Linked DNA regions of Mus musculus: region 1 is linked to region 2. The links are chromatin loops, found by intact Hi-C in ENCODE. Cell type or tissue: gastrocnemius. All regions are shown on one strand.

The links. Peaks named below come from ENCODE experiments on the same cell type or tissue, not always from the same donor. Only the 100,000 strongest peaks of a DNase experiment are listed, where the experiment ranks them.
Region 1: it touches region 2 in a loop (5-fold over the local background); 1 of 42 quality-filtered maps calls a loop at or near these places.

The regions. Positions count from the first base shown.
Region 1 is chr3:99,292,783-99,296,782 of GRCm38, forward strand. The region is part of intron 1 of Tbx15 (T-box 15); the gene reads left to right. Among named protein-coding and RNA genes, the nearest start is that of Tbx15, 41 kb to the left of the region's middle. In gastrocnemius, no CTCF peak of the experiment used is centred here; a DNase peak (open chromatin) is centred at 1,646; H3K27ac peaks cover 3,829 bases.
Region 2 is chr3:99,820,802-99,824,801 of GRCm38, forward strand. No RefSeq gene overlaps it. Among named protein-coding and RNA genes, the nearest start is that of Spag17, 63 kb to the right of the region's middle. In gastrocnemius, no CTCF peak of the experiment used is centred here; no DNase peak of the experiment used is centred here; H3K27ac peaks cover 3,888 bases.

The DNA.
Region 1 (4,000 bases), 530 kb before region 2:
CACTGATGTTTCAAGGCTGGGTGCTCCCCAGCTGGAGCCCTGAGAATGCTTGCGTGGCAATCCCCAGAGAAGGAAACTCCCACAAAGTAAATCATCAGGACCGATGGTTTCCATCCAAGAGCTGAGGAGGAAATGAAGTGTGAAATAGCATAGATTCTGACGAAGACATTAGTTCTCCATTAAAACCACAACTGTGTCAGAGCAGACGTTCGTTAACGTGATGACCTTATCACCAGAGAAGAAAGATTAGTGGCTTCTCAGAGGCCCCTGGAAAACCTGGACCACTTGGAAAGAGCAACACATGGTATGGACAATGACATCGTGGACTTTACTCTCTGAAAGCAGGTAAAAGGGACATTGTGTGAGCCCAGGTGGTCTTCAGTAGAGACCTTAGAAAGACTGCCATAGTGAACACCTGGCACTAATGCCGCTCCTCTGTCCTCCTCTGTTCCTGAAAGACATCACGAATCAATCTGTTACTCTCTCCTTTGATCTTAAATTTGGCTTCATGGGTCTCAATTCTGAGCCCCCAACTGCCACCATCAATGAGTAGATGACTTGTACCATGGAAAGCATTTGTCTTCCCACTGGAAGGAGATACCAGATTGTCCCCATTGAGAAATGTTATTTTTTTTCCTTATGAACAAATGGCTGCTTTGCATGCAGATGAGTAGAAAATCAGATTAAAGCAGAATGCACTTAGTGTCGTATGGAACAAGTTTGCACCATGGTTTCTCCAATGGGTCACCACTGGGGAGGTGATACAGGGGTCAATGGAGCAAGTTGAGTGAGTCTATTGCTAGCAGCCCTGGCCTGTAGTCTCTAGTCTACCACAAGATACCTTGTGACTGGGTCACACCTTACAGAATTCAGGCTTTGAGACGAAACACTGGGAGAAGTTTGTCTAGAGCTTCGCTTCACCGAAGCAAATGCTTATCGTCTCCATTGTACAAACCAGGCAATAGCTATCTAGCAATAGGAAATGAAGCACTTCACACTGGGGAGTTGTGATGGGAAGGGGGAGTGAGCTGCATGAGCATGAGGAAGTAGGCAGAATCCAGAGAACTGGAATCCCACTGAGCCACACTGCTCCCTCCCGAAGTCTCAATTTCTTCATCTCGAATGGACGAATGGACGTGGCGCTCAGTTTTAGCAGTGTTTGAAGTTCATCAAGAGATTGCTGTGAGGGAAAAAGATTAGCTGTGATGTTGATAATGGGCATTTGCAAGTGCATTTACAGTTTACAAAGTGCTTCATGTGCATTATTGTGCTCTTCTGGTGACTCATCACATTGGGCATGTGGCAATGTGGGCACTCCTCACAGCTGGGGGCAGAGCACTGGCCAGGGAAGGTAGCTTCCTTCAGGTGACATCTTTCTGAAGGGAAGGAACCCGGGCTCACTCTTCTGCTTTCAGATTCAAATCCAAGGTTCCTTTTCACAGGAAAATGATGAATAATTCAGAGTTGACTTGATTTATCATTCACTTTGATGACAGCAAAGCGTCTTCAGTGTCACCAGGTGGTAAAAATAGACCTTGAGCCACCAGGGCAAGGAGGTTCTCTGCAGTAGACAAATTGAGCTCACCACAGTGTCCTTTCCTCTGGCAGACTGGGCCACCACAGCCTTTAGGAAAGCCTTGGCATGGGCAGCCCCACCACCTGCTGTGCCTAGTTGCTGCTTCTCAGTGCCAGTGACACACACACACACACACACACACACACACACACACACACACACACACAGCCTCAGAGGATATGGGATAGGAGTTTCTGAGGTTGTGGGGTCACCCACAGAGTCCAGAGAGCATATTTCTGGCCAAGGAACTGTGTGTCTCTCTTTACAACAGCAAAGTTGGTGTGGTTTTGGCCAATGAGAGTAAGAAACTAGTGAGCACCGAGTTTCTGTGCCACTGATGCTTTACTGAGACTTTGGGAAGAAGAGTGAGAAAGTATAACTACGGAGTCTAAAACGAAAAAGCCCCTGACTATACATAGCACATCTCCCTGACTTCCCTGAAGGATCTGACTTGTATGTCAGAGGTATATGTGGTTACCATGAAGATGAAGGGGGGAAGAAAGATGCAGGTAGGAAAACTACCTGTGTTACTTTGGGAGACTGAGGCAGGATGATCAGGCCAGCCTGGGCTACATGAGATATGGTCTTGAAAATATAGTTGAATATCTGATCTCTATGAAATAACCTTACGAATGACATTTGAATTTTAAATAGATTCTCATGGTACATTTATTTATAGTCTTATCTTACGCTTTTATTGCTTTTATTATAAGGGCGCTCTATACTGAGTGCTATATTTGTACTTGATAACACTCATGTAATACTTCATATAATAAGGAAAACCCACCTTCATTGTTAAGTCAACTTAGATTATACAAAGATGATAGTACATACAATAAAAATTTAACATATACAACAGCTCATATGCCATCAATAAGATCCCATCCTCCTGACTTGTGAATTCTTGGGGAAAATGATTTCCATGTGTTTCTAAAATGACTTAAAATTTTTGAGTGGTTGGTGGTCCACTACTTCTAAATATCTGACCTGTCAAAATGCCATCTTTAAACTTCAGTGATGCATAGAGGCTTGGAATTAGCCAGGGTTGGATTTATTATAGAACAAAGGGAGGCAATGAGTAACACGGCCATCTGAGCAGGACTTGGGGCGGGTAATCCTTGAATGGATTAGATGCCATGATCCTAAAACCACATTCTCTGAATGTTGGTTCCTTGCCCAGAAATGGGGAAAGGCCAAACACTATTGCCTTTTAAATGACAGGGTACCTATGAGGGACTCTGGTTAGAGACAGTTGGTGGAGAGTTGGGGGTCAGTCTTCTTTTCTCTTGTGGTTTATCATCACTGAGAGCCTAGAGACCCTCTGCATGCAGCAAGCCCCCAAACTGACAGCCTACACAATTAGTGGTATAAATGATCAGACTGCACCCCCACTTTTTGGGTGGAAGACAGTGTATTAAAGTGTAAGTGTGTAAAACTGTCTCTTATCGCTAAAAGAATTATCTTGAAACTATTATGGGACTCTACTAGAATACTTTAAAAAGGGACATAGAAGCTGCTAAAAAGATGAATTGAGTTATTATCACTGTCTCATAAAGTCCATATATATATATATATATATATATATATATATATATATATCCTGAGCACTTTCAAAATGTATTTTCAGGGGAATTTATCCTTGTATCAGTTGTCCATGTGAACAGTACTAATCTTGTATTGAGTGATTTTTATCATTCTCTCTCTTTGGTCATCTTTCGCAAACTTTACTTTAAAAAGTATGGTTATTCAAAGTTGTATTATATAATAACATTCATGGAAAACTGGAGTCCTCTTTCTGAGGAGAAAACAGATCATCAGAAATTTATCTTGAACTCCCTACTCCCTTGGAGGAGGGGACCTTGAATCACAAGCCCAGGAGCTCAGGAAATCTCTTGTTACTCTGAGATGGGTTGGAACATGGTACGGTGCCCAAAGCTTCTAAATACAGTTCGGGCTTGGTCATCATGACAGTTGCTGAACTGGCACCATTACGGGAATTGAAGTGGGAGCTCTGACAGTGCTTAAATGCCATGGCTTCTGGGCTCCAAGTCTTCCCAGGCCGGGAGGCAAGAGGCAGTGTGGAGCCTTATGGGGAGAAGGGAAGGCGTGACTTTGGCATGGAAATCCTGCAGAGGCTAATGACACTGCCACTCCTTCAGAGAGCAATAGACACAAACACAGCAGCTATTTTAGAAGCTGTCAGCTTCTGAATTGCTGACATACTTGGAGGACACTGTCTCTTCAAAGGTCATTCTGACCCTTCAAGGTAGGTAGTTCTGGGGAAAGATGGAGGCTCATGTAGACAAGTTCTTGATCAAGGAGCCGGTGGGATCAAGTGACCATGTACAGATTACCCCAGGAGTTAGGGGTTGGGTTAGGAATAATATGCTGACTCTGGGATTCCCAAGTCAATCTACACAGAGG
Region 2 (4,000 bases):
GACTGAAGTCATAGGATACATACAACTTTCAATCTTACTTTTTTTTTTTTCATTGATCATAGAAAACACCTGTGTGGTTTAATTTTTTTATAAAGTTTTGTTTTTCATGGCAGTAACATTGTCACATAAAGGAAAAAAAACTAACTCAATATTCCTCTACTACTGAAAGCAGAAGCTTCCACCACCCTGCCTGCATGCTCTCCCTTCCTCTACTGTAGTCAACAAGAGACAAGTTTAGCATCACCTGGGAAAAGCTGAGGATGCGATCATACAGATCAGCCTCCGAGGACCCTATCTCTGGCCAGTGCTGCAGATCTCACTCCCTCCTGGCTTTCACAGACAATTTCCCAAAGAGAGTTTCCTGAATGTCTGGTGAAAGAAGACAAGAGTGAGGATGAAAATCGAGACTGCTCTGTACAATAACATACCTCGGGGGCTTAGAGAGCAAGCCCAGTCTTTTACCTGGTGAGGGTTCCCAGAACTTCCCTTTCACCAGTGACTCTGGTTCTCACCCCAACACTAACTAGGTGGGACCTTACACACTGAACATACAGTCACATGATGTTTTTACCTGTAAGTGTTCTGGCCTTACTAGAACATCATCTCTTCTTTCATGCTATTCCTTCAATAATTTTTATTCTTCTTGCCTTATTTTTTGAGATATGATTAAAGGCAAAGAATGAAAGTCATAATGATTGGCAATATGACATCTTTATACAGGGTTATTTTGGCCACAGTAGGAAATCAGATTTGAGGATTCACCAGAATGTACAAGGACCAACGTTACTGATGAGTCTGCAGGTGTGAGAGACCAGGGTGAGTCAATGCATGCACACACATGGGAGAGCTATTTCCAGAAAGGAAAATAAAGAACACAAGAAAAGGAGGAGGAAAAACAAAGGTAGAAGTGAGTTCTGGTGTGGGAGGCCAGAAGCTGAGTAGCAGCTTCGGCAAGAGACTAGCTTGCAGGTGACAGGCAAAAAGAAATTCACCAAGTGTCTAAGTGGCCACAGCCAAGGAAAGAGATCAGAGTGGCAGGAGTTATGGGAGTCTGTGCAGCGTGAGCCAAGGGTAAGCAGAACCCAGAGAATGTCCAAGAAATGCCCTGGTTTGTTCAGGGACCGTCAGTCTAAAACACTTGTAGAACACAGAGAAAAGTCCCTTTCCTTCCATCTTGTGTTCAAGGAAAAACCACTGAGGCATGAAGAACTAATCTCTTCATCCACAGCCAGCAACTGGACAAGGGACACAGTTTCATCTTTCATAAACTCCTAAGTGGAAAAAGTTGTTACATTTAGAATACATATAGACAGGAGGCAGGCAAGCATGCTATTTAAATACCTAATAAGTACGTGTTGCCTGAGGAAGGAAAGAAAGGAATTTGTTGGTTTGGTTTGGTAAATGTAGTTACTGTTTATATGTTGAAGCTTTGCAACCATGAAAGAGTGAGTAAAGGGGTGGTTGGCAGTTGCTAAGAAAGAAATCCACAAGTAGACCTGAATTTCTGACTATAGTTGTTTTCTATTGGGAAGTACAGAACAAACCATGCTTTGCCTGGACAGTAGGTCCATCTGTGAGATTCCTGTGACCCCACTCAGCCCAGCAAAAGACAGCAACTTTCTGAGGCAGGACTCTGAACTAGCACTGGCAGTGACTCAGAGGCCAATATCAGGCTCCTAAAATCCAGCACAGGGATTCTGAGCTAAGCACACAGTTCCTACAAAGCACATAAAGACTATGGGATAAATGTCATGTGACACAACAAACCAGGGAAGGGTTTTGGTTTTGTTGTTTGTTTGACAACATATTTGACAAAAGCTCTAAGAGTTGCTTGCCCCAACGTTTACCTTCTTATAAGAGTCAAGAGTCATTTTGTCACATGAGAAGACCCACGACATTAAAGGAAAGAAATGCCAAGCAAGTATGGGTTACGGTGTGTGGTGTGCTTGCCACAGAGAAAGGCCGTTTCAAGCACTGTACTTGAGACTGAGAACAACAGGCATTTAAAGATCAAGCTTGCATTCAATTCAGGTCAAAAGAGGATAGAGAGCATCAGAGCTGAGGTTACAGAACATGATGTGATTATGTTGCAGCTTACCCTGCCGTGTACAGCCTTCCCAGCTGGCACGGGGCGTTCTGAAATTCCCTTCCTCTGGCATGTGGAGCCTTCATCACATGAGCTCCTGATGGGGACATCCCCACAGCATGACCTATTACTCTATGTTCTCATAAAAGCAGAGCCTGGTCTGCAATAGAAGCCTTTCCATCAACAGAAGGAAAATTGTACCCCGGGGGGCTGCAAGGAATCAAGTGTGGGCAAAATACAAGGTCTGATGCATAGTTAAAGAAAGGCTTGTGCTAAATTCCTCAAACAAATCTTGGTGGTTCTGGCCTAGGTCCCTCTTTCTTTCTGCCAAGAGAAGTAGAAAGAGATAATAAAAAAATTAAGCCTGCTAATCCTACCCAGAACTGCCCAAGACTACTTTGGGCTAGGGACACACATGTCAGCCCTCAGAGATGCATATGGGTGCATTTTGTTAATCCCCACCACTGCGTGTCAGGGATAACTGATCTATGACTAAAAATAGTGTGAGGACAGCAATAGTAGCCATTTGGGGCTGACCTGAGGACACAGTGGAAAACTTGACAACAACACAGGAGAAGCTTCCTGGCCCAAGGCGCCAGGCTCAAGGGCGAGAGGTCAGGTTCATGTGCTGGGGAAATGTGATTGACAGCTCACCTCCCAGAGTGAGTTTCAGTGGTGGTAATCTTCTAGTGCTGTTGGGCACCTTCTGAGTGATGTGGAAAGAAGTAAGACCTAGAGGTCCCATGGTATAGGTCATGGTTTTTCCCTAGCATGAGTGACATTAAAGAGAGCTGTGCAAATCGAGTAAAAACAAGTCTGCTCATTCCACTAACTTCAGTCGGAGTTTCGTCTCTAGAACTGGGAAAGCATTTGAGCCCACAGAGAGTAGGTCCAAGCCACAGGGGGCTCTCTGGATGGAAGGGGAGAAAAGAAGGGGGCAGAGAGAATCCTCAAGGACATTTACCAATTGTCCAAATTACTTGGGTGTAGTTAGTGGCATTGGGTATTTCTGTATCCTAAGAATATGCCTACCACCAAAGATGACCTTTTAGCATCATGGGCCTTTTGAGTCCCGGTTTTTACCCTATGCAGCCTTTACATGCCTACTTTGTACTGGATACTGTGCAAAAGATCATTCTAAAGTCTGCCTTCAACAATCCTTAGAATGATCTCTTTACTCATCTTGTTCTATGAACATGAGGCTTTGCCTGTGTGTATGTCTATGCACCACTTGTATGCTTAAAGTTTGCTAAATCAGAAGAGGGCATCAGATCCCCTGGAACTAGAGTTACAGAAGAGTGTGAGCCACCTTTGGGAACCAAGACCTGACTCCTGGTCCATTGGAAGAGCAAAAGTACAGCCTTAACTGCTGAAACATCTGTCCAGCCCTGTTAGAAATGAGACCTTGCCTAAAGTACATTTAGTAGAGGAGAAACTGAAGGAACATTACCAGGCATTCTTGGAAAGGGGGCTCCATGTCACATATCATTAGAGTGGTGACCACAACCCAGAGTGACATGGACATTTTCCTTATTTCCAACAGAGTTCTGTACATTCTTGACAAAGACTAGGCTCTCATTTAATATATCAGAATATATAGTTCTGGGTTCTTGAACAAAGTATTAAGTAGAAATTTCTGTCATAGTACCTTGCCCTTAGTCTCAGGCCATGAGTCTTATAACTATTATAGCTTACTTTTAAAAATTTCACATTTAATCAAATTAAAAGCATATATTTCTATTAGCAGTCAAGTATCAAGGGTAGATTATGAGAAAGTGCAGGACTCTGTGTGTATGTGTGTGTGTGTGTGTGTGTGTGTGTCTTTTGTGTGTAACATACTTGTTTATATGGATTTTCTAATGAGAACACATATTTAGCAACTGTTAAAATAAGTTGGAGCTTTGAGGAAATGTC